Regions from separate parts of the Homo sapiens genome. Here all the other regions are linked to region 1. A link is a loop called in an ENCODE intact Hi-C map of the cell type or tissue named here. Cell type or tissue: endothelial cell of umbilical vein. All regions are shown on one strand. Links, peaks and the distances in the headings refer to the core of each region. The heading gives the core; the rest is flanking DNA. Region 1 has its middle 180 kb from the start of HACE1. Region 2 holds the start of LIN28B-AS1 (LIN28B antisense RNA 1). Region 3 overlaps LIN28B (lin-28 RNA binding posttranscriptional regulator B). Region 4 overlaps HACE1 (HECT domain and ankyrin repeat containing E3 ubiquitin protein ligase 1).

Region 1 (8,233 bases), core at 1,962-6,961:
GTCATAAGGAAAAGGTCAAGTTTTGTTTCATAAACTTTTGGAAAGTTAAGGAAATTAACATATTTTATAAGTATTAGCTAAAATATTGTTATATTTAAAGGTTTAAAGCTTACAGAGAAATATTTTTACACATTAAGAAACTTATCTGAATAGGAATACTCAATATTGTTAAAATGTTAGTTCTTCCTAACATACATTCAGCACAATCCCAATCAAAATCCCAACAACTTATTTTGTGTATCAACAAACATGTAAACTAAAGTTTAAATGAAAAGACAAAAGACTACAAAAACCAATACTGAAAAAGAACAAAGTTGGAGGACTGACACTACCTGACTCTGAGACTTACTATAAAGCTACAATAATCAAAACAGTGTGGTATTTGTACAAGAACAGACAAATAGATCATGGGAACAGAACACAGACCCCAAAAATAGACCCACACAAATAGAGTCAACTGATATTAAACTAAATAGCAAAAGATAATTCAATGGAGAAAGGATAGTCTTTTCAATAAATGGTGCTGTAACAACTGGACATCCACATGCATAAAAAAAATGAAGCCAGACACAGACCTTACAACCTCACAAAAATTAACTTAGAATGGATCATAGAGCTAAATGTAAAATTCAAAACTATAAAACTCTTAGAAATAAAAATTGGAGAAACTCTAGATGACATTTTGTATGGTAATAATTTTTTAGATAAACGCCAAAAGCATAATCAATGAAACAAAAAATTGGTAAGTTGGGCTTCATGAAAATTAAAAACTCTGCTCTACAAAAGAAACTATTGAGAGAATGAAAAACAAGCCACAGATTGAGAGAAAATATTTGCAAAACATATCCAATAAGAGACTTGTATCAAAATCTACAAAGAACTCAATACTCAACAAGAAAACAAACAACTTTATTACAAAATGGCCAATATATCTGAACAGAGCACCTCACTAAAAAAGATATACATATGGTAAATAAATATATGCAAAGATGTTCAACATGATATGTTACTAGGGAATTGTAAATTAAAATAACAGTGGGATAGGCCGGGTGTGGTGGCTCACGCCTGTAATCCCAGCACTTTGGGAGGCCGAGGTGGGTGGATCATGAGGTCAGGAGTTCAAGACCAGGCTGGCCAAGATGGTGAAACCCTGTCTCCACAAAAATTAGCCAGGTGCAGTGGCAGGCGCCTGTAATCCCAACTACTCGAGAGGCTGAGGCAGGAGAATCACTTGAACTTGGTGGGTGGAGGTTGCAGTAAGCCAAGATCACACCACTGCACTCCAGCCTGGGTGACACAGTGAGACTCTGTCTCAAAAAAATAAAATAAAATAAAATAAAATAAAATAAAATAAAAAATAACAGTAGGATACTACCACATACCTATTAGAATGGTGAAAATCCAAAAAAACTAACAGTATCAAATGCTGGCAGGGATGTGGAACAATATCTCATTCATTGATGGTGGGAATGCAAAATGGTACAGCCACTTTGGAAGATAGCTTGGCAGTTTCTTAACAAAGCTGAAACCTCATCTTACCAATACAATTCACCAATTGCACAACTAGGTATTTACCCAAGTAAGTTGAAAACTCAAGTCCACACAAAAACCTGCCCACAAATGTTTATAGTAGCTTTACTCATAATTGCAAAAAAACTGAAAGCAACTAAGATGTCCTTCAAAAGGCAAATGGATAAATAAACTGTGGTATATCCATATAACGGAGTATTATTCAGCAATAAAAAGAAATGAGCTATCAAGCCACTTAAAGACATAAAGTAATCTTAAACTCATGTTCCCTAGTGAAAAGAAACCATCTGAAAAGGCTACCAAACTATACATATACTATACTATATGATTCATCTATAGAAGGTGTTGGGGTTCAATCAGGCTGGTGGGAAAAATATTAAATATAGTTATAGTAGTAGTCAAAAACTCTCAGGCCTTTAAAGATAGTTATAGTAATAGTCAAAAACTCTCAGGCCTTCCAAGAGAGTTTTTGACTATTACTATAACTATCTTTAATATTTTTCCCACCAACCTAATTGAACCCCAACAAGAAGACACTCTGAAATAGCCAAAAGGATAGTGACAATGAAAAGATCGATGGTTGCCAAAACTTTGGAACAGGGGAGTGGGTAACAGATGAATAGGTGGAGCACAGGGGATTCTTAGAGCACTGGAACTATTCTGTAGGGCACTGTAATGGTGGATACAGAACAGTGTACACTTGTCAAAACCCATAGAATGTACAGCACAAAGAGTAAACCCTAAACTCTGAACTTCATTTAATAACAAGGTATCAGTATCAGTTTGATACTAACAAGTGTTAGTGTACAACAGTAACAAGTGTACCCAGGGAAACTGAAACGTAGGTGAGAGGAAATATGTGGGAACTCTCTGTACTATCTGCTCAAATTCCTGTAAACCTAAAACTGCTCTAAAAAAATAAAGTATTAATTTAAAGAAATTATCTTATGTATAATGCTCATTTTCCCCAAATGCCAAACAACAAGGCTCTACTGGAATAAGCAGCTGTTGCTCACTGTTAAGTCTTTATCTACACTAAACTGGCTTTTTATAAATTGTCAGTCACTTTCAGATACGCTCAAATAATGACCACATAAATTACGGGTAGGCTCTGGGCAGGGTTTTTAAAAGTGTGGTCCTCAAACCACCTACACCAAAATCATTTGGATGCTTGTTAAAAATCATATCCCTACTAAATCAAAACCTCAAAAGGCAACCAATCTGCATTTTTAACAAGTTCACTGGGGATCATGATGCACAATGCATGTGAGAAGCACTGCATTAATAACATATAAGGATACTTAAGGAATACTCCTTTTATCTTACTGCTTATAAAAAGCAAACAATTAAAACATACCAGCTGCTCAGTAATTGAGAACAGGTTTTTCTTCATCTCCTTCACACAAAATGACAGTCAGTGACTTATTTGGCAATTTCAGGAATCTCAGCCATAAGGACTAAATTCTCCAGAAGCCCTTTATTATCTCACACTATGTTAAAGAAATGCTGTTTTTTCAAGAAAGAAATAACTGGATGGTGAAGACGAGAATGATGCTTATGGCCCTTTTGTATCTTTTTTCATTGAAGTCTTATGAATCACACTTTTAATAAAAGATTAAAGAAGACATTTCTGATGCTTTATCATTTACTATTACCTAAATTGAATAAACATTTTTCAATAAAATTTTCACATGACATTGTCAATTCCTTTTTCCCTCTAAGAAAATTACTTTCTATGAAATCGTTTTGGTCTTGACCTTTTCAAGAAGATATAATTTTCCTGCATTTCTATCAAAGAAGGTCACAGTGTCAGAACACAGGGCAGCCTCACAGCAATGCCCTAGAACAATCACAGAATGGACCTGAACAATCCCAGTTATCATCATTTCTTTCAGGCTCTCTACCTTGTCCTTTTGTGATCATGGCAATTTAACTTTAAGCTGTATGGTATTGTTATTAGCTCAATTTATCTCACAGTCAAACTTCAAGCAATCTTTACTATTCAGTACATAGCAGACATGTGTCTTTCAAATTGTTGCCTCATATTCCTGCCTCCTTTCCCTCCAACCATCACATTTATAGGCCTTCCTTAGTGAAAATGATCTAGTATTCATCATTTATACTATAATCTAAGGCAGTGCTGCTCACATTTGAGTGTGCATCAGAATCACCTGGAGGGCTTGTTAAACTGTAGATTGCCGGGCCCACCTCCAGAGTTTCTGATTCAATGGGTCTGGGATGGGGCCTGAGAATTTGCATTTCTAATGTGTTCCCAGATGATGATTATGATGGTGGTCCAGGGACCACACTTTAAGAACCACTGATATAGGTAATTTGCCATCTTTCTTCTGATGCTTTTTCCAGATAATGTTGTGTGTTTTAATTTATATAAATTGCTCCGTGACTCATCAGAGTGAAAATCCTAATTATTAATAACAACTTCTAGACGGTGTATTAGAAACTATGCAAACTGACAACTGATGCAAATTGACAACTGCTTTTGACAGCAGCAGGGCCGCCACACAATTTATTTTCTATTTTCCCACAGAAGACTATGAAACAAAAATTTCAAGTGAGCACCTGAGAACCCTAGCCTTTTACTAACCAAATCTTAACCAGTTGAGTCACTCATCTGTCTCTAGCTTAAGCACTTCCACTCAATTTCTACTTGCCTGCCTTGTCGTCTCAGCTGATCTGTTGGACTTGGTCCCAGTCCATGAAGACCTGCCTCTTTCCACCAGGAGCCCGTGCTCCCTACCACTCTGCAGAAGCTGACCCGCCTTTTTAGGGTCGAGTCATGGGTCGTCTCCATCTTGGCTCCCTGAGGATGAGGCGCTTCTGCCTAACTTCTTCCAGGGCTCCCAGACTTCTCTTCCTCTTGGCTGCCTCCCCTGGTGTGTTCTGGAGAAGAATATTCACTCTCTTGACAAAGGAATTTAAAGAGTGCCAGAGCTGAGGGGGGCCAGGGCCACATTGGGAACTGAGTACTTGAAAGTGCCCCCTCGGCGGATGGCAGGAAAAGGGGAGCATTCACACACAGGGGTATACTGTTGAAGAAATGCCAAGTCCTGCTTTCTTTGATTCTCTTTGAGTGTTTCTTCAAATAAGGTGCCCAGCAGAATGGCTTCTTACCTTCGTATAAGAATGGCACATTCTGCTGAAAGATGTTGCGCCAGGAAGATGGAGATAAAATCCTGAGGAAACCAAGCAACGAGAAAGCCAGGCAACTTCACCAGCAGAGGGCGCCAGACCACCAGCGGCGCCTCACAGGAAGTCCGGGTCTGTAACCACTGGTAACTCTGGGGACAATGAAGGGAGGGGACACTGGATTATTATTATTGTTCCCATGTTATTTATTAAACCTCATGGCCAGAACACTAACAAGCATTGTATAAAAAAAGAGCACAGGACTTGGAGTCTGAAAAGCCAGATTCTAGCATTTTGTAGCTTTTTGGCTTGGCCAAACACCCAGAGCCTCCATTTATTTTCTTACCTATGAAATAGAAGGAAAAAATAATAATCGTAGCAATGGTGTGTGGCTTATCAACTTCACAGGTTTGCTATGAAGGCTGATAAATAAAAGGGAAAAAAAGATCTATAAGCACAAACCTTAGTTATTTCTGGGGTTGTGAACTCAAAAGAAGTATATTAATCTTAAAGGGCAACTCACTCCTCATGCCACAGAATCCGGATGCCTTATCACGTACTTCGGAAAGATACTTATGTTCCAGCCTGCACAGATAGTAGGGATTTGTGGAGTAGGGAGTCCATTCAGAGAGGCACCAAATCCCACTGGGTAATTAATGGTACACGCCATTCCACCCCAATCTCGGGTACTTAAGTGAGGCCGGCAACAGAGAAGATTCTTCACAGTGTGAAGAATCCAGGGGGAAAGATCTAATAGAAAAACCAAATCCAGGGCTGTCCTTCTAAAACAATTACTGGAAAATTGCAGAACCAGTCTGCCCCAGGGAACCTCAGGAAAAATATTACTTCGATTGTGTGATTGCATCTTTCACAGAGCATGCAAGAGCACTGCCGGGCACTGCAAGGCAGAAGCTAAGAGCTCCAGTAGTTATATTATGCCTTTGTGGGATTGCTATGCTTAGCTTATATTGAAAGCAGCACAAAATTAAAATGCCAAAATTAAAAATCACAAATTCTGAACTCAACTACAGGACAGAGTTCCAGGTGATTTCATTCTATTTTCATGTGATGGGCTATTAATTGCAATCACTGCACAGAATTTTTATTTAGGACAGCTAAGGTTTCTCTTGCCTCCAAGCCCCAACCAACGTAGTCCTCTCTGCTGGAGAAATTTCTCTAACCAATCTTCCTGTCATTTGCCTCGTGGGCTCGTTCAAATTGACACCTGAGAGTTAATTTACACCTTCCTGTTTTACAAAAACAATCTAGAAGGTACCTAGCGATCTATCTCATTTGAATTAAAACACTAAATTTCAGTTTTCAGTCTTATATGGATTATATAAATGGGAACCCTTGGGGAGAAGCCCAGATGAACTAGGAAAATTTTACTGTCCTTTCAATTATTTTTTCAACACATCTGTGCTGGTTACTTTTAAATCTACCTCTATCTCTTCTTTAAAATCCAGCTAACAAACAAGTCATTATAAATAGTGCCTTTTTAGAGAAGGAAAACATGTCACCTCTCAATTCTGCTACAAGGAAGTCGTTAATGTAGGTTACTGAATTAGAACAATCTCTGGAGTAGTCATGTCTTTTCTGGTCCTTAGGAATGGGTCTAGGGAACTCTTTAAATTGTAACTATTATGTATTGCAATTTTTTAAAGCTAACATGTATTTATTTTAAGCTCAACATAGCTTTATTTTGGATCTACATAGTAGTGTGCCAAGTAGTGTGACATTGCTTGTTCCCTCCCTTCTGGGGATATGGCAGTACCATGCCTGCTCCTGTGAAGTTGGGCAGGGCCAAGTGAAATGCTTTAGACAAGGACATGAGAGAGGAAGTCCATGTGTCACTTCCCATCAGAAGCCTTGGAAAGCCCATGCCTGATTGACCCTGTTCCCTCACCCTGTCAGAGGGTCCGGCAATGTACCATATGTTGGAGGCTCCAACAGCCTGATCCTAGGGAAATCCTGAATCAGAGACACCTCCAAGTTGGACACGCAGTTTAGACAAATGACAAGCAATAAGTCTTTGCTATCTCAAGCCACTGAGATATTAGGGTTGCTTATACCACAGCATAATCCAGCCTACCCTACTGATGCCACATCAGAAATTCTTGCCTCAACAATGTTCCATGACCCAGACCTCTGTAACTGGTAGAGGTCAGGGAAGGGGTCAAGGGGCAGAGCTGTAAAGGGATATATGACCCAGATCATAGGTCAGAAGGGATATAGTTTTTGAAATATGGTGGGAAATTGTAGAAAGAGCCAGGCTTTCAGAGCGAACACAGCTCAGCATTCAAAATTTGGCTCTGAAACCACCCTTAATTACACAGACAAGTTCCTTAAACTCTCTCAATCTCAGTTTCCTCCACCATAAAATAGGAATAATAATACCTTTCTTAAATGAGCACCTACAAGCAAAATACCTTTCACATAATTTCTCAAACTGTAGCTGCTATTTTTATCATCCATTCTTATAGAAGAGAATCTGACAATGGGCAGCACAAAAGCAGAATAAACATTTTCACTTGTTCACCTTGGAAAAAGGTTATGCTAAGCCTTGCCACTTATATTTTTTGGTTAAACAACAAGCCCTGGTACGGGAAATACAAATTTTTTTAATAGCAGTACTGGCATCTTACGAATGCAGAAAGTAATAAACATATAGATGTTAAGTATACAGAAAGTCAATGATAGAGAGGGATTTATTTATTTACTCAATTTATGAAATCGTGACCTTGAAACTCTTATGCAAAAAAAAGCCGTTAATCCCAATTTGTAAAGTATATGAAACTAGCAACAGGAGTTGTAATATAGATAAAAGACAACACAAGAAGAATTAGAATCGCTTTTAAAGCAACATTTGTCTGCTCCTTTCTCATTAAGCCTGTTTTAAAAGGTGAGGCATATTCCCGACCCTAAGAATTAAAATTCCTCACCCCAATCAGTCTGGTTTTGTACATTGAGATATATTGCCTTTCTCACAAGCTCTAAAAGATTTTATAAACCCTGAGGTAAGCAGAGATGAATTTCTTAATAAAAATTCAATTTGTAGGGTTTAGATATTATTTACTTCTTGATTGTAGAGTAATTTGTGAGCCTTACCCAACGTGGCTACATAACTTCTTCCTCTGGCAATGGGAGTGAAATTGATTGAATCTTTTCACAGAATAACATGAGTTGACCCAAATTTTTTTCTCTCAAGTCACATATATTACCCTGCTATTTACTTTCTGTCAAAATAATCCTAGCATGCCAGCCACCAGGCAAAACATCGATGTTTATCTAAGAATTTTCATCTTTGCTTAGTAAATGATTCTGTTGGGTGACAGATTCCTCTGCTCACCAAATCTATTAAAAAAAAAAAAAAAAAGTAACTCAGGCTTGTCCATTTGTTTCACCTTTGTCAAAAATTTCCTGAAACAAGTCCTTGCTTTTCATTTGTGCTAAAGACTCCTTTCTTATTTGCGCTTCCAGAGCTATTAGTTTTCTGTAGTCATCACTCAGGACTTAATTATACCCTTAAAGCCATAAAACTTCCATACACCAGCCA
Region 2 (8,233 bases), core at 2,010-7,009, 260 kb after region 1:
CCTGGGCTCAAGCGATTCGCCACGTCAACCTCTGAAGAAGGTGCTGGGATTACAAGCATGAGCCACCGCCGCCAGGTCAGTTTATTTCTAAACTCTATTTTTCTTTCTTTCTTTCTGAGATAGGATCTCACTCAGTCGCCCAGGCTGGAGTTCAGTGGTGCGATCTTAGCTTACTGGAACCTCTGGGTACTGGTCGGGCGGGCAACCTCAGCCTCCCCAAAAGCCGCAACCGCGGGCGCGCGCCACCACGCCCAGCTAGTATTTTGTAGAGACGCGGTGACCATTTTGCCCAGGCTGGGGTGCAGGGCCGCAGTCTCGGCTCGCTGCAACCTCCGCCTCCCGGCTGTCTGCTGAGTACCAGCAGCTGGGACTACAGGCGCCCGCCACCAAGCCTGCCTGATTTTTTGTAGAGACGGTTTCACCATGCTGGTCAGTCTGGTCTCCAACTCCTGGGCTCAAGTGATCTGCCCGCCTCGGCCTCCCAAAGTGCTGGGATTACAGGCGTGAACCACCGCGCCTGGCCAACTCTATTTTTCAAATTGTTTTAATGTAGTATAATAAATATAAAAGCCTAGTTTTTCAACATTGTAACACTCAATACTTGTAATTCGTAAGTAAAATGACGTGATGCCTGGGGTTTGCTTTCATACACTCCACTCATAAAAAAATAGAGGGCAAGAGAAATATGAAACACTGTATTTTATGTTTTCTAAAGGTCTTGGTAAGTATTTCCTTGAAAATATAATCAGGGTGCATTCAGATGCATTCATTAAAAAGCATTTCTTACACACTACCATATTCTAGGAACCGTTGTAGGCATTGGAGATATTAAGAGTAAGAGCCTGTTCTCTTTGGGAATAATTATTAGATATATTCTAAAAGTAAAGCAGGCCAAGCATGGTGGTTCATGCCTGTAATCCCAGTGCTTTGGGAGGCCAAGACTGCAAGGATATCTTGCCACCAGAAGTCTGAGAATAGCCTGGGCAACAGAGCAAGAACCTGTCTCTACAAAAAAAAAAAAAAAAAAAAAAAAAAAATTAGGCAGAAAAAAACCAAAAAAAACAAAAAAATTAGGCGCTTGTAGTCCCAGCCACTCAGGAGGTTGAAGATGGATTCTCACTTGTGCCCAGGAGGTCGAAGCTGCAGTAGCTAGGAAGGTACTATTGTACACCAGCCTTGGCAACAGAGTGAGACCGAGTCTCTAAAAAAGGGGAGGTTGGAAATAAGGTAAAATAAATTATGACCATGGTCCCAGGTAGAGGGATTCACTTTTATAAAGAAATTGCCAAGGTTCACTTTTAGAAGGAAATTGCCAAGGTCAGGCATGGTGGATCACGCCTGTAATCCCAGCACTTTGAAGGGCCAGGTGGGCAGACTGCTTGAGGCCAGGAGTTTGAGACCAGCGTGGGCAACATGGTGAAACCCCATCTTTACTAAAAATACAAAAATTAGCTGCGTGTGGTAGAGCAGGCCTGTAATCCCAGCTACTTAGGAGACTGAGGCACGAGAATCCCGTGAACCCAGAAGGTGGAGGCTGCAGTGAGCCAAGATTGCACTACTGCACTCAAGCCTGGGGGACATAGTGAGACCCTGTCTCAAGAAAAAAAAAAAAACCTGAAAAGAAAAAGAAATTGCCAAGAGCCATACGTAAATGATAAATTCCTTTGTTCTTATGGCTTTTCATTCATTTCTAATCATGCTAACATACTCCTTAATGCTTAGCCTATCAATGTTCATCATCGCCCCTTTCGGGTACCTTATATGAAATAATACATTAAATATTATAATGTCCCATTTTTTATTTGTGTCACAGGAGCATGATGGCATGATGATAACTAGTTTGAAATCAAAAAAAAGGATGAACTCTTGAGTGCTGGGATACTAACCCTGGGTTGTGTTTTAATTTTTTATTTTCTGTTTACAATTCTTCTCAGGACTTTAAATAGGTATTGCATAAATATACATCACACTTAAATGCTGAAAGGCTTACAAAATACCTAGAAACATAGCTATTAAAAAAAACAGTTCATTCTGTAAGTGCATTTGTAAGCTCTACTCATAAATAAAAAATTACTATAATGCTTTAAAGTCAAAGCATATCACATTTCAGATGGTGATATAATTAATTGCTGTTTTTCATTTCTAGTAATCAATGTCCACATCTTTTTCCTCTAAATTATATTTGAAATCATAGTGTAAATTGATACAATGATTATAACTAAGAATTGTATCTGAAAGAATCCTCTGTACTACTTCGCAAAGTAATGTAAGAAATACTTTACATACTTGCCAGTGAAAAGGCATCTTTAAAGTAAGTGGTATTCACTCCACTAGCTCAATGGAAAGTTGAGCAGCCATCCAGGGAATTTGCTGAAGGTGGTAGCCAATGTGGAAAATTCTTAGGAGGGGTCACAACAGGATTTTGCTTCTGATCAGTTTGTCTGCATTGATCTCACTCCCAGGCCAGAGATGCTTTTTTCTAGACTGTGGTTACCCTTGATAGATACATTGGTTTCTTAATCCCAATCCAGAAATTGGAAGGGAGAAATGTATCATCACACAGCAACGGTTTGGAGATTTGCCTTTTAGTCATACAATAGTAGCCAGTGAACTGGCCTTTATTAGTTACTTTCAAATGAAAGTGTTTTCATTTGAAAAGTTTTCCACTTTTAATTTGATTTCCTATATTTTAAATTTTTGAACAAATTTTTAGTTTGCTGAAATATTTAATCCCTTTAGTCAGTTCCACAGAACAGTCCAGATTACAAGGCGATATTCGATTTTTTAGCTGGTCAGATAATGATTGACTAGTACTGTTTAGTTCTGAAAGTCTGATGAGAAACTACCCAAAGTATAAGAAAGAACTATAAAATTATCAGGTAGAAAATTATAGGAGAGAAAGCAGTGATATTTTGGGAACATATACCAAAATACCAAGCTAAATATGTGTATATATCACAGTATTTTTGGCCCCAGATCTTGTGGCTCTTTGAGTGATGATGATTAAGTTTGTATCATCCAATTTGACGTTGAGTATCTTATTGTTTAGGAAAAGAAACAGCTGACAGTAGGTTCCCCAAACTTCTGGCATTGTCTACCATGCTCACTGGATTCTGAAATACATGACTATTATTACCTTGAATTGTGCTGTTCGGAATGATGTCCAGGGCATCTGTAGTAAAAGAAAAGAAGACCTGGGCTTCAGATATGATTTTGTTACCTTCTTACAGTTTTACCGCACCAAGGTGTCAGGTTGGGGAGCAAGGAGTAGCATCGTCCCGCCTCCCTCCAGTCGCACCCTAGGGACCGCCATGTGAGCTTCCCTCCCAGACTGACGCTGCGCGCGGAGAGCCGGGAGTCACAGGCCCAGGCACTCGCAGCCTCCACCAGAACAAACGGCGGCAGCGGCCGTGCGCGCCCACGGCCTGCGCGGGGACGCGCTTCGGGGGTTCGGGGGCGCCCGCGGTAAAGCTCCACCGCGGCCGCGCTCGCCCGCCCGGCCCTGGAATGAATGGAAGGTTCAATCTCGCGCGCTCGGCGCCGGCAGCCAATGACGCGGCCGGTAGCGGCGGCGGGCAGGTGTGCGCGTGCCGCCGGCTGACGCAGGGCTCCAGTCGAACCGCCTGGTGCCGCCGCCGCGCCCCGCGCTCCCCCACCCGGCTCAGCCCCCTCCTCCCCGCGCCCCGCCACTCGCCGGGCTGCGGCGGCGGAGTGGTGGCGACAGCGGATTCCGTGCCCGGTGGCCGCGCGCCGCCCGGCTGTTCCGCGTCCCCTTGCCGGCTCACAATGTGCTGACCCTCCCGGCCCCGCCGCGCGCCTCACAGGTCTCTCGACCTCCGCGCTCCCTCAGGAAGTGACAGACTCCAGGCCCCTTCCTCCGCCCCGTCCTTCGGGACTGAACGCCACACACGTCCTCACACCCTCTCCCCCTCTCACACCCAGGCTAGCGACGCGACCATGAGGCCCCGGAGGTAAGCAGCCGGCCCCGCGGCCGCGCGAGTGCGAGCGTGGCCGGGTGTGCGTGCGGGTGCGGACGCCGCTCGCGGTCCCGAGTCTGGCACGTGAGCAACGTCGAGGGGAGCTCCGTGCTGAGGAGCAGGAAGAAAAGAGGAGGCGCGAGCGCCAGGGAGGGGCGAGGACTGGGCACCGCGGGGAAGTGACAGGTCTCGCAGCAAGTTGCGGTTCGGAAGCCGGCGCGCCGCGTCTTTCCTTCGCCGGCCCTGATTTATTGCCCCGGTGCTGCCGCTAAGACGCGGGCAGTCGATGTACTTCCGGGTTCACACCTTTCTCTCCCCGCTCGGTGCTGCTGGGTCGGCGCCCGGTGTGGGCACTGCGTTGCCACAGCGGCCGCCCAGGCTCGCCGCTGCGGTTGCTGCCGGGCGGCCAAAGCCGGCTTGGAGCGGGAGGGCGGGGCGGGGCAGGGCGGGGGCGCAGGCCACGCGGGGGCGCAGGGCGCGAGGGTGCGGCGCAGGCTGGGGTCCCGGCGGCGGGTCCTCGCGGCCGGTGCCGGCTCGTCTGGGACGCACGGGGCCGCGCCGCCAGAGGGCGTGCGCACCTCCCTTTCGCGCTCCGCAAGCCGAACTGCTTTGTACCGGGCAGGCGTCGGGGATCGTTTTTGCTTTGGTATCGGTGATGTAAATTCATGAATTAAAATTAAGGATTTTGAAAAGAACGGGGAAGAACGCACTTGGATTTAGGTTGTTTTTGAAAAGGAAAAACCAAAGAGGAAATGATACGTTTGCAGGAGCATTAACTGACTACTGACTGGAACATTGGATGCGGGTGCTTTGTGAAGATTTGTACTCCAAAAACTTTTTTTAAAAATTGCACGTTGGTAAATATTGAGTGTTTTCGAGTAAAATCTAACAGTATGTATTTAGTGCCCTTATTGCGGAAATTTCTTAAATGTAAGTAATAGTAAGTCCGCCATTTTGAATTGTTTCATGTAACACAGAATGAAATCTTAGGTGCCTGTGTTTCCTTGAGTTCCCTTCAGTTCTTTGTGGGTTTGTTTTCATCCGTAGGTTTTTAAGGTTGCCAAGTGTCACTGTTCATGGAACTAAATTCTCCACTGTAGATTTTTATACCTATTATTGTTAATGCAAGGGGAAAATAAATTATACTCCTATTCTATTGTAGTTTTTTATTTATCGATCACAAATACTGTGGAAGTGAAAATTACACCTGACAACTAGTATTAGAATGAATTTAAAACGTTTTACAACATTGCTGGGAAAATATGACTTAAAGTGATTTTTAATCAAGAAAATATTAATGTTTCTTTTTTTGGTGCTGGTTATTACCATATTTACTTAGATAATGCAAAAGTGCTTTTTTAAAAAGCACATTTTTACGTCCAACAATAAGTATAAAACATCACAGTTTTATGAAAGCTTTCAGGGAAGATTTGAAAGTTAAGGGTGAATTCTTGGAAATATATGCCAATTTGTATGAAAAAATAAATTTGCTATGAAATTTATGCCTTTTTTTCTTCTGCTGTGAATTTGCATAGATTTTATAGAGGAGTCATATGATAAATTAACAGAAGAGAATGTAATAATCAGTATTCCATTTTCAATAATAATTACACCCTTGTCCATCTTAGGGAAGGTTCTTGCCTGCCAAATTATTTATCTTTGCATGTATGAAACACAGCAATCCAGTGTGCTTAATTTCCTACAGAGCTTTAGAAATGAAACTGACACAAGGCCTCTTCTACCAATGAATAAAAAAGTTTTATTTGACTTTTCCATTTTACAAGTAGGATCAGCTAATCTTTGCTTTACAATATAAGGTCATAAAAATTTAAGGAATTGGATCGGGTTGTAATGCATATTGGTTTTTGGTAACTTTATAGGTGCTTCTCAATAGATCTGGAACTAAATGATTCAATAATTATATTCTCATTAATCCTTGTCAGACTGTATGGTGTCTTACTATGTATGTTCTCTGCTAGACTTCAGAAACAATAAAAAGTTTGTTGTGAAATTAGTCAAGATTTAAATTTAAAAATCGCTAGGTTGTGAGGCGAGGTATGTCAATCTTATACTTTGTAAGGGAAGCAAATCGAGATTTAAAATAGTAGTGCTCAAAGTTAGTCTTCAGAATAACTTGTTTTTAAGTTTATTGCACATATAAATCCCAAAATACGGTGAATTTAAGTTTGGCTTTTTTTTTCCGGTTTACTCTGAAGAAAGAGAAGATTAAATAGATCTTACCTGCCTAAAAGTTTGATAATGCTTGGTATCTGATCTGGTAACATGATTAGGGTTTTGTGACACACTGCTGTCATAATTTACAAATCATGATTAAAGGAAGAAAATAAGTTATTAAATAAAACATGTATGAATAACAGTCTTCAGGTGTGAGTGATGTCTCTTTAAAAATAATTGAAGCGCTAGGCACAGCTACCAAATTTGGGGACTGTATTAGCAAGTTCAGGTCAGGAAATGATCTATAAACATTTATCTTAATCCAAAGTTGCATTGATTTAAAAAATGAAACATGGGCATACAGGGATGAATCAATTTAGAAGTAATTAAATTATTGATTATGAAAGTGGCGTTACAAATTTTTGGACAACTAAAGCGTTTTCTTATTAGGTATTTTTTAATAGAATTTAATTTTCTTTTAAAATTCTCAGATACTCAGTTTTTTTTGTTTAAATACTTTTGAACCTGTACCTTATTTCCTTGACTTTTAAAGGGACTGTATTTTCTTTACAAATAACTACTGTTTTTGATGAACCACAAAGTAAAGTATTTCTAGCTTGCCAAGAAGAACAATGGAAATTCTTTACATTCAAATACTTCAGGTTGATTTATATGAATAAGTCTTCGAATATATGAAATACAGAATCTCATTGTTTTGAGAAACTTGCCCACCATGTACTTGTATACATGTACATTATTGTGTTGGATTTCTCTGACACAATGATGCTCGACAAAGTCGCTGGCCACAGTGCTGAATCAAGACAGCCATATTGGTCCCTGCTAAATCTGACTGAAAACTGTACAGTACACAGAAATTGTGTAGGGATTCAAGTAGCATCATGACTATAGGAAATATATGCATATATATTTCATAAATTTTTTTTTTGCTTTTCACCTAGTTGAATTGGAATCATCAGAAATTGTGATAGAGAAATGTTATCCCTGAAGTATATTAATTTACTGTGTAACATTGATTTTGAATAATGTCAGTAAAATCAATAGGATCAATGCTAGAGGTTTTCTCTTTCTTTGAAAGCTGCCACTTGCAGATGATGACAAGATTTTAAAAACCCGTTTAAGCAACTAGTTATTTAACTCAAAAACTGTACAGTTTTAGTTGACACTACTGGTAAGATAGAGTATGAACTTGATATTTGCAATTTTTGATTTAGGTTCATATTCTGGCACTATCAAAACCAACATCAAAATATGTGATATCAAGCTTAAATTAGAAATCATTCATGAAATAAATTACACTTAAAAACATTAAATAATTTAAAAAATAAGAATATAAATTTTGAAATTATAATGATATTGACCTGTCATTTGGGGGAAATTTTCTATTGTTTGAAACAGGACAAACAGCAGGCTTTTACTGCTTACAATATTACTGTGCTCTACATTATATGAAATGAGTACTAGTATGAAACCATTGTAGAAATTACCTGAAAAGTAATGTTGTAATACATTTAATATATCAGTAAAAAGTACTATTTTAAGCATAGAACTTTGACATGATTCTTCTAAAAATAGAATGGGTTGATATGCAGGATCATCAAATTAAGGGTCAAAGGTGACAAATCAGGACAAAGGGCATGCAGCTCATTTTCAAGCAACCAGTTTCTAGTTTTTTCTTAGCGGAACAAAAGCTTAATTATATGGAAAAAAAGACTTGATGTTGAATGGCCAGTTCTAATGGTGGAAAAACATGTTTACAATTTTCTAGATATTTTGAAATCAGTATTTATTTTACAGACTTACTTGGAAAGGCAAGAGCCGAAATGCTACTTTTATGTTTTTCAAACATTTTTCTGTGCATCATTTGTTCAGACTTTACAAAAACATTTTAACTAAAATATTCTAGACTGTATAGGTTAAAAAATAGACATTTTGTGGATTTAACATTTTAGAAAAAATCTGTAAATTATGTGTTATCTTTTGTATTAGTCTGTTATAATCTCCTCTGTTAGTTAAAATCCTATTATTTTTATTTGCTATTACATTTATTACATCAGTAAGTC
Region 3 (8,233 bases), core at 1,262-6,261, 400 kb after region 1:
CTTAAAATCTGAAATTATAAATCTTATTTTGATAGTGTCTCAAAAATGTTGACTTTGATTTGATTGTTAATTATCTTCTATCTTTAAACGCTCCTTAAATAAGAAATAATACTTGTAGAATATGCTAGCTCATTAGAATTACAGTATTTATAAAATGATTTTATGAAGAACTTGATAACCGTCTAAGATTAAACTGAACATTTTTGTTTATTTTATCTTTGTTTGTTAAAACAGAGTCTAGCCCTGTTGCCCAGGCTGGAATGCAGTGAATCAATCTTGGCTCACTGCAGCCTCTGCCTCCCTGGATCAAGCAATTCTCCTGCCCCAGCCTCCTGAGTAGCTGGAACTACAGGTGTGCCCCGCCACACCTGGCTAATTTTTTGTATTTTTAGTAGAGACAGGGTTTTGCCATGTTGGCCAGGCTGGTCTCAAACTCCTGACCTCAAGTGATCTGTCCGCCTCAGCCTCCCAGAAGTGCTGGGATTACAGGCATGAGCCACTGCACTTGGCCTATTTTATCTTATTTGTAATGCATGAGAAAATATCCTTTGTGCCATTGGTTCAGCATTTAATAAAGTACTTAGCATGAATAATTTTATTTTTTATGTTGGACTATGGGAATATATAATAAAGTATGAGTATAGTTTTCTTTGTATGGTCTTTTGTGTGAGACTATGTCCTTATATTTCTTAAGCATATAGCTAAAAATGGACACACATGATATTTTTATGCTCACATCACAATGTAAAATTCATTCCAACTACAAAGGCAAACTGATGTGGAACAGTGTGGAGGGTGAACAAAGGGGACTAAAATCATGTATAGCTTGTATGGAGTATATAGTTGTGGTATAATTTGTGAGCTGCAAGGTAGCTGAACATTTCTATTTTGGTGTCAGTCCCTTGGGAAGGAAGGGGTTTCATAATGGAGAGTGATCTGTACTCTTAGTAAGAGTGATTGACACTGAATGATTAAATAGAAGAGAATATAAATACCACTCCTCCCCCTTTTAAGGCTAAGCACATAGACACTAAATGCAAATCTTTTCAATGTGGAAGAAAGTCTGGCCTAATGATAGCACATATCAGGAAAGCCAAGGGGGTGAATTAACTATGCAGATCAAAATGTAAGGAAACCAAAATTATATAGCATCCTTAAAAATAACTTTTATAGCCCAAATCTAATGGTAAATGCACAGATAGAGGGTAATTGAAGATCCCATTTGTGAAAGTAGAATACTGACATCAGGCTCCTGGTCAATGAGTGGGCAAAATGGTTCCCTGAATTGGATAACACAGTGCATACCACGGTGACTGATAAAATTGATGTGTCTGCAGGAGAGCCAGCCCTATTACTGAAGCCTTTAACCTATTTTCTGTCTCTTTGAAAATGAGCTCCTGAGTGGAAGTTATCCTCAAGGAAGTGAATTTAATTCAAAAGAAGATATTTTATAGATGGGCAACTTTAATTTAAGAATTCACTTATCTATTGTAGAGGAGAACTGTGTGGGAAAATATATTATTATAAGTAATGTGGTTATATTTTTCAAATATGTCATTTTTTAGTGTTATTTTGAGAACCTGAATTTTAAGCATTAGCAAGTAAACTTTATTATTTAATCTTACACTCTCTTAGAACATATGGCTGAAACAATATTGAATCTGCACTGTAATACTTTATTAAGATATGTAATTATACAATGAATAATTTAACTACAACATGTGATTTCTTGTTTTTTTTTCTCTTTTTGAAAATATGATTCAGTCTGTCCTAAGATAAATACTTGTTAATCATTGCAAAGAATAAAAGCCCATCTTATAAATTCATTATTCTAAAGTATATAAGGTAATATTGCTAACTGGAGAAGCAGGCAATAGTTACCCTAATTTTTGCCAATTAAAAAATTCACTGTTCAATTTATGCCAGGAGATAAAATACTAAATATCCTATATACACTGCTTAGTAGGTTGTTAGTACCTTAGTAGTTTGTCTATGAAATATAAGGTAGAATAAATTATTAAGTTTGATGTTCTCACACACATACAAATATGTCATCATAATTCACTTCTTGTTGTGAGTCTGGACTTAAGCCAATTTTCTCAGTTAACACTTTTTTTGTTGTTGTTGTTGGAGATGGAGTCTCACTCTGTCGCCAGGCTGGAGTGCAGTGGCGCAATCTCGGCTTACTGCAACCTCCGCCTCCCAGGTTCAAGCAGTTCTGCCTCAGCCTCCCGAGTAGCTTGGGACTACAAGCGCGCGCCATCATGCCCAGCTAATTTTTGTATTTTTAGTAGAGGCAGAGTTTCACCATGTTGGCCAGAATGGTCTGGATCTCCTGACCTCATAATCCGCCTGTCTCGGTCTCCCAAAGTGCTGGGATTACAAGCGTGAGCCACCGCCACCCAGCTAGTTAAAACATTTTGTTATTATTTTTTAAAAACATTATAACCTGGCTGGGTGCAGTGGCTCACGTCTGTAATCCCAGCACTTTGGGAGGAAGGGGCAGGCGGATCACTTGAGGTCAGGAGTTCAAGACCAGCCTGGCCAACATGGTGAAACCCTGTCTCTACCAAAAATACAAAAATTAGCCGGGCATGGTGGCACATGCCTGTAATCCTAGCTACTCCCGAGGCTGAGGCAGGAGAATCGCCCAAATCCGGGAGGCAGAGGTTGCAGTGAACCGAGATCACTGCACTCTGGCCTGGGCAACAGAGAGAGATTCCATCTCAAAAAATATATATATATAACCTGTTGTTCTTTGTGCTTCATAAATGAGATTTATGGAGTCATAAATGTATTTGGAAAATAAAATAGAAAGCTCTTAAAATATTTCATTTGGAGACAAGTCATTAAACAAATTCTGTATTTAAAATCAGATTTAACACCTTTGGTAAATATAAATTTTTCTTAGTTTCTTCCACTAATGGTTTTTTTGTTACTTTTAATATAAAATTTTAGAAGAAAATCTGATTGAACAAATATACCTCTGAAAAAATTTTCTTGCTTAGCTTTCCTTGCCAAGCTAAAAGCTGAACTTTCAAACATCTAATACAAAGCCATGTCCCCAGTGTGCATTCACATATTATGGACGGATTTCCATTTATTTTAACTTAAAAGAGATCACCCTAAAAGAAAGCTAATTTCTTACAAAAAAGAAAAGAAAGTTAACTTTTCTCATCATTGAACTAGCATGAACCTTTATTAATTCAATCTAAGTATTTAGAAGCTTTCTTTTTTTAGCACTGTTCTGATTCAGACATTTACTCTATTGCTCTAAAATTACTTGGTAATTTGCCAGATATCATCCTGACTTTCTGACTAGACTCTGACTTTCTTATATATCAAATTTCACTGCATTACTTAATTTTATACAAAGGAAAAAAATTTTTCCAGTTTAGCTGGTTTCTACAGTCAAAATAATTAACATTCAAAGAAGTGTTAAACTTTTAAATTTGGTCTAAAATTTTGCCAGTTTCTGAGTGAATTGCCACTTTGTATCATGCCAACAGCTGTATTTCTACACTCTTGTTTTTAAAACTGGCTTGTTGTTTTTTGTTGAATATTCGCTGCCCTCTAGTGGGCTTAATGGTTCTTTTAAAATGACCAGATAGTGTCAAATTTAAAGGAATCCTTTCTATATGGAAGTGATTAAATATTCTTACATGTTTTAATACTCTTGTTTTTCACTGTGTTTAGTTGTGTCTCACACAACTAAGTTTTTAACCTCACCAGAACATTTTGGTGATGATAGTCTTTGAACCAACAGTGTAACCAGTATAAACAATGATAAATGCTTTTAAGAAGGCACATTAAAATAAGCTTATCTCATTGGTAGTTTGTGTGTTTTCACATTTTAAAATGTGTTTTTGGATACATGCTGCCTACTTCTAAGATGTTTTCATCTTTTTTCCTTGTAGATGCTACAACTGTGGTGGCCTTGATCATCATGCTAAGGAATGTAGTCTACCTCCTCAGCCAAAGAAGTGCCATTACTGTCAGAGCATCATGCACATGGTGGCAAACTGCCCACATAAAAATGTTGCACAGCCACCCGCGAGTTCTCAGGGAAGACAGGAAGCAGAATCCCAGCCATGCACTTCAACTCTCCCTCGAGAAGTGGGAGGCGGGCATGGCTGTACATCACCACCGTTTCCTCAGGAGGCTAGGGCAGAGATCTCAGAACGGTCAGGCAGGTCACCTCAAGAAGCTTCCTCCACGAAGTCATCTATAGCACCAGAAGAGCAAAGCAAAAAGGGGCCTTCAGTTCAAAAAAGGAAAAAGACATAACAGGTCTTCTTCATATGTTCTTTCCTTTACCCGGTTGCAAAGTCTACCTCATGCAAGTATAGGGGAACAGTATTTCACAAGCAGTAGCTGACCTGGGATTTTAACTACTATTGGGGAACTGTGAATTTTTTAAACAGACAAATCACTCTAAGCAAATTACATTTGAGCAGGGTGTCATGTTTTATGTTAATTCAGAGAATAAGATACTATGTCTGTCAATATGTGCATGTGTGAGAGGGAGAGAGCCTGAGTCTGTGTGTGTACATGAGGATTTTTATATAGGAATGTAGACACATATATAAAGAGGCTTTGTCTTTATATATTTGTGTATAGATCAAAGCACACACCCTCTCTCATATAATTGGATATTTCCAAGAATTGAAAACCCATGTGAAGCATTATAGATAGTTTTAAATTTAACCCACTGGAGTTTTCTTGAAATACCACTTCTTTTATATTATATAAAACTAAAAACACGACTGTTACCTTTTGTGTGAACCAAAGGATACTTCAGATCTCAGAGCTGCCAATTATGGGGTACTAAAGGTTTTTAAGACATCCAGTTCTCCCGAATTTGGGATTGCCTCTTTTTCTTGAAATCTCTGGAGTAGTAATTTTTTTCCCCCTTTTTTGAAGGCAGTACCTTAACTTCATATGCCTCTGACTGCCATAAGCTTTTTTGATTCTGGGATAACATAACTCCAGAAAAGACAATGAATGTGTAATTTGGGCCGATATTTCACTGTTTTAAATTCTGTGTTTAATTGTAAAATTAGATGCCTATTAAGAGAAATGAAGGGGAGGATCATCTTAGTGGCTTGTTTTCAGTAGTATTTTAATATCAGCTTCTTGTAACCTTTTCCATGTTGTGAGGGTTGTAAGGGATTGTGTGGCAACAGCAGCTTCCCTTGGCTAACTCAATCTTCTACCCATTGCTTAGAGCAGGGAGCCCTCCTTATTTACTACTGAAGACCTTAGAGAACTCCAATTGTTTGGCATATATTTTTGGTGGTGGTTTTTATTCCTCCTGGAGAGTTATCTAATTTGTTTCTAAAACAAACAAGCAGCAAAGAAATGAATTAAATACTGGGGTTGAGAATTAAAATTAAGTGGATGTTCACAGTTGCCCAATATATATGACCTGCAAATGATACGAAAAAGTGCAGCATTTAGTGGCAGTTAACAAGAGTGACAAGCCTGGGGCAGAGGTACCAAACCTCTCCCACCAGAGAGCTAGAAGTATTTTATACAGTAACTTTGATCTTATGGAAGTGACCTTCAATGCTTATTCTGAAGTAACCTATATGGTGGATACAGGATGAACATTCAGTGCCAGGGAGAATCTTCTCAGGTTGGTTCTCGTTAGAGTGATAAACTGGCTAGGGGCCATAGTATTGGTCCTGTTAGGTTTCGGTCATGGAAAAAAAAATTATTTTGGGGTCATCCTGGCTCTAGATGTTATGGGCAAATTTCTGAAACATCTGCAAGAAGGTACCAGTTAATTATAGTGCTTAATATTGGGAATAAGATTAAGCATTATAATTATAATGTATGGGCCTGTTGGTGTAAGCTCAGATAATTAAATAAAAATAGCATGACTCAAATGAGACATATTCTGCTGAACAGTTTCTACTTCCTCTCCCGCCTGTCCTGTCATGGGAGACGTGTATAGTTGCTGCTGTTTCAGCAAACCACCATAAGACGAAAATGCCTCAGGTTGGGTTGCCAGTCCTTTACAACTCAGCTTGAATTTCACAACAGTGATTGTGAGAATCTGCGTGGTATACACTGAAATATCGGTGTGCTGTGATGCAAAGCTTACCTTTGACGATATTGAATGTGATATAGCTGTAGAGAAGTACTTCCTTGCCTTATGTGAGGATTTCAAACTTATTTAAATTATGTAGACAAATCAAAGTGGCATTGCTTAATTTTTAGCAGGCATAATAAGCAAGTTAACAGTAAAATGCAAAACATGATAAGCGTTGCTCAATTTTTAGCAGGTATAATAAGCAGGTTAACAGTAAAAATGCAAAACATGATAGATAAGTCACTTTGAAAATTCAAACCAAAGTTCCTTCACCTTATGGAAATAGGAAATTATGGACTTCAAAATTGGACACTTCCTGTTTACAAAAAGAAATTCAGAGCTAAAATCATGGTAAAAAAAAATAGAAACACTTGAGAACTATGGTCTTTATGGGTGCAATTTGAAATCCTTTTCATCATCTTACCAGACTAAACTAAGAGCACATACCAAACCTATCTTATGGTTGAAAGTTGGGGTTTATTTTTTATATGAGAATATTATCACTATTACATAACATACTCAGGACAAAGAACTTTGCTCAGGGAACATACCATGTAATATTTTTGTTGTTTCTTTACAGACTAGTCTACAGTCCTGCTTACTCAAAACAAACCAAATAACTTATACCTTTATATAAGTATTATGTACTGATGATAGTAACTACCTCTGAGTTTGACACAGATCAAAATTTTTGAATATCAGATATCAGTTATCCTATTTTTATTTCATGTGAAAACTCCTCTAAAGCAGATTCCCTCAACTCTGTGCATATGTGAATATCACTGATGTGAACACATTGTTCATTTACATAGGTAAAATATTACTCTGTTTACAGCAAAAGGCTACCTCATAGTTGATACATAGCACACCTGTATGTATGCTGTTCCAGCCTTACAGGTGGCTGATAATTCTCTGGTACAGAACCTTTTTATCTGTATTATAAATAGCAATTCACAACTGCATGTTTCTGACAAACACTTGTGAATAATGAAGCATCTCGTTTTAGTTAGCAAAGTCTCCAAACATTTCCTTAAAATAATCATGTATTTAGTTTAAAGAATTATGGGCACTGTTCAACTTAAGCAAAACAGAACACGGAAGCAGTCTTAGAAGCACCACTTTGCCCAGAGGTGGAGGTTGGAAGGGGTAGCAGGGAGAGGGGTTGGTGTATGCAGGTATTCATGCTAGGCAAAGAGTTTAAAAGACGCCAATGTCCTTCATTTACTGTCTGTGCTGCCCTGAAGCCAAGCGTATTGCAGCATTATAGCCCCAGGCACATAACTAACTAGCACTGGCTTGCCAAGGAATGAACATGCAATGCCATTACTAGCTATTGAGGGAAAAGGGTCTGTGTGAAGCATCACTTTGCAGGGATTACTAATGGTGGGGCAGCAGGTCTGTGAATTAAGTTATCTCTTGACCTCACCCTCATGTCAACACAAATGTAATTCCTAAACAAGATGCATTGCCAGTCTCTTAGCCCTGTAAGCTGATCTTTTGCTACATGGCAGACTATAATGAAAACATTTTTATACTTGGGTTTCTAGTCTTCACTAGAAGGCCTTGGATGTATTTTTGCAGTTGAAAGATTTAGAAAGATTTTTACCTGCTTATAACTTGGAAGTTTAGAGTGCAATGTAAGAAAAAAGATCAAGAAATGTCATGTTATTAGCATCAGTCCACCTCCAATATTGCCGATACTTTTTTTATTCTGGCTCAGTTTTATTTTGCACCAGTGCGGCCCCAAGTTACTGCTGGTTGTATTTAGTTTGTGAATAGGAGCCCATAAGTGTTAATAGACTTTGTAACATTCACTATAAGATGAATTATACAGGACATGGGAAATCTCATTAAGTCTTAAAGTTAATTTAAATTAATTTATCTGTTTTCTCTAAGAAATGTTTATCATAAAATATATATGTGTATTTCCCCTTTGGTTATAAAATTTGGGAAAGTATGTACAAGTGCAGCTGCACTGACTTTAATTTTCTAGATGTCTTAATGAGATTTATTTGTTTTAGAGAAGAACATCTTGTTAAAAGCATCAAACTCTGTCTTACATAGCTGTCAACAGCCTCTTTAAGATGTGGTGGTTGTATGATCTGTGTCTTAATTGTTCAGTTAGAGTGAGAAGTT
Region 4 (8,233 bases), core at 1,708-6,707, 85 kb after region 1:
CATGTTCAGGGTAGCTACAGCAGCACAGAGGCATCACCAGAATATCTGTGCCAGCTGTTAAACAGAAGCAACAAACAGCAGGCTTTCTGTTTCCATCTGGAATGCTTTGTTTTGATTAAAAGGTACTGTAGGCCAGGCTCAGTGGCTCACGCCTATAATCCCAGCACTTTGGGAGGCCGAGGTGGGCAGATCACTTGGGGTCAGGATATCGAGACCAGCCTGGCCAACATGGTGAAACCTCATTCCTACTAAAAATACAAAAATTAGCCAGGTGTGGTGGTAGGCGCCTGTAATCCTAACTACTTGAGAGGCTAAGGCAGAACTGCTTGAACCTGAGAGGCAAAGGTTGTAGTGGGCCGAGATCCCACCACTGCACTCCAGCCTGGGTGACAGAGCAAGATTTTATCTCAAACAAACAAACAAAAAAAAAGTACTGCACACTTTTTATTTTTTGTGAGACAGAGTCTCACTCTGTTGCTCAGGCTGGAGTGCAGTGGCACTGTGATCTTGGTTCACTGCAACCTCCACTTCCCAGGTTCAAGCAATTCTCCTGCCTCAGCCTCCCAAGTAGCTGGGATTACAGGCACGCACTACCATGCCCAGCTAATTTTTGTATTTTTAGTAGAGACGGGGTTTCACCATATTGGCCAGACTGGTCTGAAACTCCTGACCTCAGGTGATCCACTCACCTCGGCCTCCCAAAGTGCTGGGATTACAGGTGTGAGCCACTATGCCCGGCCTGTACATTATTTTATGTTTTAAGGTGAGAAGAAGCAGTTGAGAGGACAGCAAGTGGGTCTTCTAGGAATGAGGAGTCATTCTGCTGGATGGATTTTTAAATGTTTCCTCCAGGGTTATCTGCCTCATTAACAATGGTGTTTGCCTTAGAAATCTCTCTTTGATTTTATAAACTAACATGATTTCTTGTTCTGTTGTGAATGCCATATTTTCACCATGTCATCTATAGGCACTTCTTCTTCAGTTTTAATGTTATCTTCATCATCACTATTATCACCATCACCTACACTCAGAACCATTTTGGCTACTTCATCATCAATGAATGAGCAATTGGAGCCTTATAACCAGTGTTACAGACCTTTTCAATATCCACTTCTTTCAGTTCACTAACAAACTCTGAAGGTATATTTTTTTGCATATGTAAGGCAGTCAAACATCATTTCTTTCACTTGACATACAGAATCCTTCAAAGTCACACATTTGCTCGTCACCATCACTGAACATAGTTGCAGGCCAGAGGTTGTGCCAGGCATGCACAATTGTGTCTTTACTCACTGTGTTCCAAGCACTGGCAACAGCATACACAACATCCTTCATATTAAACTCCCTTTGAAAACCTTCCACAATTACAATTCTGTTCACTGATGCTAGCAGTCTATGCAACAAAGTGTTATATTTATTCTTCACTGATCTAATGTGACTGATTAATTCAGTCACATGGCTGAATTAATGAAGTCACATTTGAGGGAAAATACATGGCAAACACATTATTTTTGATGAGAATTTCAGCTGGATGATGAGCAGAGCAGTTGTTAGGGAATAACAAAGTCTTGCAGTCACCATGCAGTAAACACAAGCCACTGGTATAAAATATTTTCCCTGGTGATCCATGCCTTTTTGCTAGCATAATAATGGACTGGTAAGAAATTCACTCCTTGAAGAGATTGAGAACACAGGCTTTTGCCTATCATGGCAAATTTACACTTACACTTGCCTGTTGCACTAGGACATCCCTGCACATTTATTCTGTCCTTGGTAGCCTACCACAGGGGCTGTCTCATCAGCTGTAGTCAGTGTCTTTCTGAGGCAACAACAACAAAATAGTGATATTTTAACAGCAATATAGACTTGTTCTAGCATCAGATTTTCATCAGCAATGACCTTGGCAAATTCCTCACTGAATTTCACCACTGTTTTGTGATCAGCAGATGCTCTATTGCCACAAATCTTTAAAAAATGAATATCATGTCTCTTCTTAAATTTCTGCAACCAGCCTGTTGAAAAGTCAGAGTTCCCTTCAATTTTCACTTCATTATGATAGATCTTTGCTTGTTTATGATCGGCATACCATTAAGTGGCAAGTGTTCACTGTTAGGCTGACAAATCCACTCTTTAAATACACAATTGAGATCTTCAGTTTTAGCTTTATGCAGTGTTATTCTATTTTTCATTAACTTCTTTTCATCAGTTTTGGCACAGAACGTCAACAGTTTATTCTTTTGTTTCTTCAAGTTATATAGTGTGGTCATTCCAACACCATACTCTTCTGTAGGACATTTCACATTTATATTGCTGTCCAGTTTCTCCAACAGCTTGACTTTCTGTGCTACGGATAAAGACAAATGCTCCCTCTTTTCCCTGTCACTGTTACCCACAGGGGTATCTGCAGGCCTTTTTGACATTCCCAACAATACCTCTGCACCACAGAGCAGAAAATAAGCAAAAGAAAAGAAAAGACATGAGTAATGCACAAATGCACATCGGCCTTGGCCCCACGTGGGGCACAGTGGGGAACCTGCTCTTGGCATATGCGTCCTGCACATGTCATTTATTACCCTTGTGGGCATGCTTGCATGATGGAATCTTGGTGTGTTGAAGAAAAAATATATATGCAGCAGAAGGGGGCTGGGAGGGTCTTTTTTCCTTTGGGGATGCTGAAACAACTGTATGTTGTATGCTTGTGTTCTGAGTGCCCCCTGGTCATATGAGATCAGGTATGGGATTTACCACTTATGGCTTCATGTCAGTACTCGAAAAGTTTCAGACTCTGGGGTACTCTGAATTATGGATGCTCAACCTGTATACTTTTCTAAAGATGCATATAAAGAATCCACTTTAAGTCAATAATCTATGGATAAAAGTCTGTATTTTGTGCTTGTATGTGCATTAAATGTGTATGTTAAATAAATCATGCAAAGCTAGCACTAAAAATTTAATCATATAAGACTAGCAATAAAACCATATTAAAATGAAATCGTTAAAACATACTAAATTTGTATTTGCTACTTTGTTCACATTCACTGCCTTAGTAAATGAGAAGCCTAGCAGTTACACTGTCTTATAGACATCCATTTAAAATAAGAAAACATCAGTTACAAGTTTTGTGCCCTCGGGCAGTTATTTAACGTCTAAAGAAATGCAGTGTTGTAGTTACAAGCAGGCTCAAGTGCTTGTCTCAGCAGCACGTATACTAATATTGGAACCATACAGAGAAGACTGGATGGCCCCTGCACAAGCAGGCTTGAAATTTACAGACTGCATGGAGAAAGCTACTTAGCTCCTATATGCTTCTGTTTCCTCACCTGTAGAAAGGGGTATCTCCACCTCACAGAGTTAAGTATAATACCCATAAGGCACATCAAACAGTGCCTAGCACATTATAAAAACCTAATAAATGTCAAATGTTTTAATATTAAGGCTGTTTCCACACTAAATAAAGAGAAATAGCTATCTCAAGAGGCTGTTACAGGAAATGAGAAACATAAAGAACATGGTTCAGATACATGAAACACAAAGCACTCAATAAGTAGTAATTATTATCACTAAAAAACAGAATTAATGATAATGAGGTTGATGAAGAGTATGATGGCAACACTATCAGACATTAGGTGGCCCAATCCACAACAGTGGCAGTTATCCTTGAGTCCTTCCTCTTTCTCATCTTCCCAATTACCAAGTTCTATAAATTCTATTATCCTCAAAAGCTTAAAAGCTATTCCATTTTCTCCATCTTCACTGCCACTTGCCTTACATAATTCTTCATGCATGCTTCCCCAAACCAAAATGCCACAGCCTCCTCTCAGTTGTCCTGACTCTAGTACCGCCCCATTTCAACCCATTTTTCACACTCCAAGCTGAGTTTGGTTGTTTCTTTTTGTTTTCTTAACTGAAATTTGATCATGTCATTTCCCTCTTTAACATCTGCAATCATCTCCACAGACTTCAGAATAATTTTCAAAGTACTATTTGTGGATGCAAAGTCTTTCAGAATTTGGCCACTTTCTCCCTTCCCCACATCATCTTTTTCTACTTGCTTACTTTTCCATCTAAGCTAAGCTCCACAACTCTGATCTACTTGTGGTTTCCCAAAGCATGCTCTGTCACCTCTGTGCCTTCCTGTAAGCCCAGAACATTTCCTTCTTCCCATCCTTACTCCTACTCGACCACTTAATGCTTCACCTCTATAATTCAACTTCCATACCACTTCATCCATTCCCTGATACCTGCCCCATCTTACTCTTATCTTCTTTTTTTTCTCCAAGCCTGGATGAACTTTATGACTAATATTATAAAAGTGATGCTAACATTTAAACCCCTACAGCTTCAATTCTAAATGCTAGAACTGAAAATATGAGCAAAAGAGGCCATATCTAACTAATTTAAGAGTATTATATTTCAAATGTGGAACTAATATATATACATCTGCCTATATTGCTTGTATTTATTTAACATATTGCTTTTTAAATTAAAGGTATTTTCATCTATTTGGTTTCACTTTATAATCACCAAAGCCTTTTAATAAAACTTGGGAATAAGGGACTCCCCCATGTGGAGATCAGTTTACAAAGGCCCTCTAACAAGTTTAGCAAGTCATTTAAGTTTCAATAGTTCAAAATTATAAAGTCGAACTCTAAACATGACAAAAAAACTTTCTACCTATAAAGTAAAAAGCTGACTCTAAAGTAACAGAAAAGTTCATAACAGAATGTATAAGCAAAAAAAAAGAACAAACCAAAAATCAATAGTATTTCCAAGAAACAGGGTTTGAAAATTTTAAAGTAACATTTTGTAAACTGAATATCTTAACAATTTTAAGCAAGGTAAAATGTGATGTGTTTCTAAAGATTTTTAAGAGTTTTATATGAATCAGGTTATTTATTAAATAAGCATTATATGTTGAAACCTCAACAATTTGATACACAATTACTATACTGGTAACATTAGAAAAAAAAGGCTCAATTTATTGTGAGAAATGTTTATATAAAAAAAATGAAAGCTGAGAATGTATAACATTAATAATCAAGACCCTGCTATTAACACTCCTAATTACTTAAAAAAGTTAGCCTCTAATCAACCAAGCAATTAAACAAAATGTAAATATATATAGTATTAAACTGAGAAACAAAAGTTTCAAGCTCTTTAATATTAAAATAGTATTCCCACCTCTGGTGAGATGCACAATGAAGGGTATATCCTCAATGTGAGCATATTCTTACTTATTCTTATTTATTCAATATTTTCCATCTTTCTAGATTTCATTAAAATACACAAATACAAAAAAATTAATAATATTTTAAAAATCTAAACAAAAATCATGTCATAGTAAGGGGGGGTGCTGCTAGGAGATGCAAGCATAAATATAGATATACCTCATACACATTTTTTTTTCTTTTTTAAGTGATAGGATCTTGCTCTGTCACTCAGGCTAGAGGGCAGTAATGTCATCTTGGCTCACTGTAGCCTCAACCTCCAGAGCTCAAGTGATCCTCCCACCTCAGCCTCCAGAATAGCTAGGACTGTAGCCACACAAAACTAGGCCTGGCTAATTTTTTTATTTTTTATAGAGATGAGGTCTCACTATGTTGCCCAGGCTTGTCTCGAACTCCTGGCCTCAAGCAATCCCCCTGCCTTAGTCTCCCAAAGCACTGGAATACAATTGTTACTAGATCTTTCCACTTTGTCATATATATCTGAAAGGAGTGACAAACCTCACCAGATATAGTATTCACAGATAAGAATCATGTTTATGGTTCTCTTATCAAAGGCAATCATTGCTTAATAAAGATTCTATGACTTCATTACCCTTAATTGAGGGTAGGCCTCCAGTGTAAAATAAAATAATAAACATGCTACAAGGTGAACAATCTAAAAAAAGATTCTAAAAATATTTTCACTCACTGGCAAATCATATAGGTTTAAAAATTAAGTGTTTAACTATTATAATCTTCTAGAGCTTAACATGACTTACATTAAAAATCAAGTAAGTTCTTCCTCGACACAATTAATTTTGCATATAGTATGAAGAACATTAGACTTGAAATTAGGAGGCTTGGGTTTTGGCCCCAGTTTTGCCATTAACTCTTTAGGATTAGTGTCATTTCATGTAAAATGAGAGGGTAGAATTTAAAATTTCTAAGTATGAATATGTAAGAACTCAACTCCTGACTTTATTTCCAAGAATTCAATCTCTTTTTTTTGTACACTATAGTATCTTAAGTTTCAAAAGGTAAAATTATGTCGCTTGCTAATAAGTTTCCAATTCCCTTTATATATCTGAAACTAAGAACCTATTTTTATAGAAAACTACCCAATACAACTAACTTTTGTGCTGTGCTTTTCATTTTACAAAATGCTAATAACAATTCTGTATGGGAGGTATTATTATTCCAATTCTACAGAAAACTGAGTTCGAAGAATTGTTAAACATAACCCTTTTTAAAATAATCCACATTTTACTAAATCTATAGTTTAAAAAATGGCTCAGTGAACATTGTTTCTTATAGTTAAATTGATTCTGAAGATGTCTTGGAATTATAATTCAGCTAAACAAAAAGGGAGGGGGGCAGTTTAGTATTGTTCAACCAGAAGCTGCTACTTGTAAGCAACAGAACTAGAATTCATATGATATTTTCTAACTCCAAATACCTCATATAACATATTAAAACACCAAGCCATATTAAATCTTAAAGTCATATTATGACTTTGAACAGTGAAATTTAAAACATATGCAAAGATTTTTAAATAATACATATAGAGGAGAGGTAATAATAAATAAAAATAAGGCCGAGAGTGGTGGCTCATACCTGTAATCCCAGCACTTTGGGAGGCCGAGGCAGACAGATCACCTGAGGTCAGGAGTTTGAGACCATCCTGGCCAACATGGTGAAACCCCGTCTCTACTAAAAATACAAAAATTATCTGGGCATGGTGGCGCACCCCTGTAATCCCAGCTACTGAGGAGGCCAAGGCAGGAGAATTGCTCGAACCCAGGAGGCAGAGGTTGCAGTGAGCCGAGATCATACCACTGCGCTCCAGCCTGGGTGACAGAGTGAGACTTCGTCTCAATAAATAAATAAATAAATAATCAAGTTATACAGTCAAAAAAATATCAAAAGGTCGAACAAACTTACTGGATCCCAAAAGTATGTGGAAAGCTTAAACACTGGCATTTCTTTTCTCTATTAGAATTCTTTAATATTACACTTTAAAAACATGAAAGAGCAATTTTTGCAAATATCTTCATTTAAGCTTATATTTCTAATCAAATTTCTCAAAATGCATATGCCCAATTTATACTATCAGCTGAAGTGCTCTCGATTTTTTAGGAACCAACTCAGCACAGCTAGCACAATTATCAAAATAATCCTTTCTAATTCAAAATTTAACATTTGATTGTTTTATTAACTTAAACGTTTTATCTGCTATGATACTGTAATAGTAAAAGTTTTTCTACAAGTGCCAGAAGAATTTAGAGTAACTAGCAAACTATCAGGGCCAAGTTACAAACAATGGTTAAGGTAAAAACTGAAATACTCACTTTATTATTTTGTGTCACAAGAATACTCCCACCCCCAGGTTTCAAAGGCACCTCTTCCATTGCTCCAAACACATCAGTCTCAACAGAAAAAGTTAGTTCTAGACCCAGATCACTTATATCATTATCTAAAATCCATTGCAAATTTTTCGCATATTCTGGATCAATGGATGCCACATCTTGGTAATTTACAGGAATACCTAAAAAATGCAAACATACAGCAGTTATAGTCTGGTTTTGCCTTCCCTTATCTATTTAATGGTAAAATACTGCCCTCTACAGATATTCTGAAAAACTGCAAAATATAATACAATCCTACACACAGCATATTTTAAATGGATTCCTGAATTTGAAAGTCTGTTAAATTAATTCTGTGTTTCTTTCACATTGTTACAATGTAATCTTTCTTTGAAATAACTATTCAGGAAGTTATTATAAACTTCAAAAATGCCAATTATCTTAAGTATACTCACACTGAAATGTATTCTTAGCATAAAAATACACACACAAAAATTGAAAAAAAAAAAAAAAGGCTAACTTAACTAGAGGTGTTTGGAAAAAAAAAAGGTAGGTCATTTTTTTCTCCTTCAAACCCCGAATGGCTTACATATACAGATGGGCTCCAATCAAAATAAAAATTATCTCATCCAAAATACTACTGCTTATCTAGTTTTCCTCAAA

The links. A loop is a pair of places that touch in the nucleus more often than their neighbours do. Peaks named below come from ENCODE experiments on the same cell type or tissue, not always from the same donor. Only the 100,000 strongest peaks of a DNase experiment are listed, where the experiment ranks them.
Region 2: a loop joins it to region 1, with 10 times the contacts of the local background. A loop is called at or near these places in 2 of 110 quality-filtered maps.
Region 3: it touches region 1 in a loop (16-fold over the local background); 19 of 110 quality-filtered maps call a loop at or near these places.
Region 4: it touches region 1 in a loop (7-fold over the local background); 50 of 110 quality-filtered maps call a loop at or near these places.

Annotation. Positions count from the first base shown.
Region 1 is chr6:104,678,466-104,686,698 of GRCh38, forward strand. No RefSeq gene overlaps it. Among named protein-coding and RNA genes, the nearest start is that of HACE1, 180 kb to the right of the region's middle. RefSeq lists an enhancer at 4,609-4,903. In endothelial cell of umbilical vein, for the core only: a CTCF peak has its summit at 4,774 (motif pointing right); a DNase peak (open chromatin) is centred at 4,766; H3K27ac peaks cover 267 bases.
Region 2 is chr6:104,937,042-104,945,274 of GRCh38, forward strand. LIN28B-AS1 (LIN28B antisense RNA 1) reads right to left here and starts at 3,486. Exons shown (of 3, transcript NR_046407.1): 1 at 3,337-3,486; 2 at 3,137-3,172. It also overlaps a transcript of LIN28B not described here. RefSeq lists enhancers at 1-288, 289-789, 3,708-4,542. In endothelial cell of umbilical vein, for the core only: a CTCF peak has its summit at 4,563 (motif pointing right); no DNase peak of the experiment used is centred there; H3K4me3 peaks cover 1,266 bases; H3K27me3 peaks cover 1,250 bases.
Region 3 is chr6:105,074,497-105,082,729 of GRCh38, forward strand. It overlaps LIN28B (lin-28 RNA binding posttranscriptional regulator B), which reads left to right. Exons shown (of 4, transcript NM_001004317.4): 4 at 3,918-8,233. The coding sequence ends at 4,287. Among named protein-coding and RNA genes, the nearest start is that of POPDC1, 59 kb to the right of the region's middle. In endothelial cell of umbilical vein, for the core only: a CTCF peak has its summit at 3,575 (motif pointing left); a DNase peak (open chromatin) is centred at 3,555.
Region 4 is chr6:104,763,638-104,771,870 of GRCh38, forward strand. It overlaps HACE1 (HECT domain and ankyrin repeat containing E3 ubiquitin protein ligase 1), which reads right to left. Exons shown (of 24, transcript NM_020771.4): 19 at 7,556-7,752. It also overlaps the pseudogene RNU6-897P. Among named protein-coding and RNA genes, the nearest start is that of HACE1, 92 kb to the right of the region's middle. In endothelial cell of umbilical vein, for the core only: no CTCF peak of the experiment used is centred there; no DNase peak of the experiment used is centred there.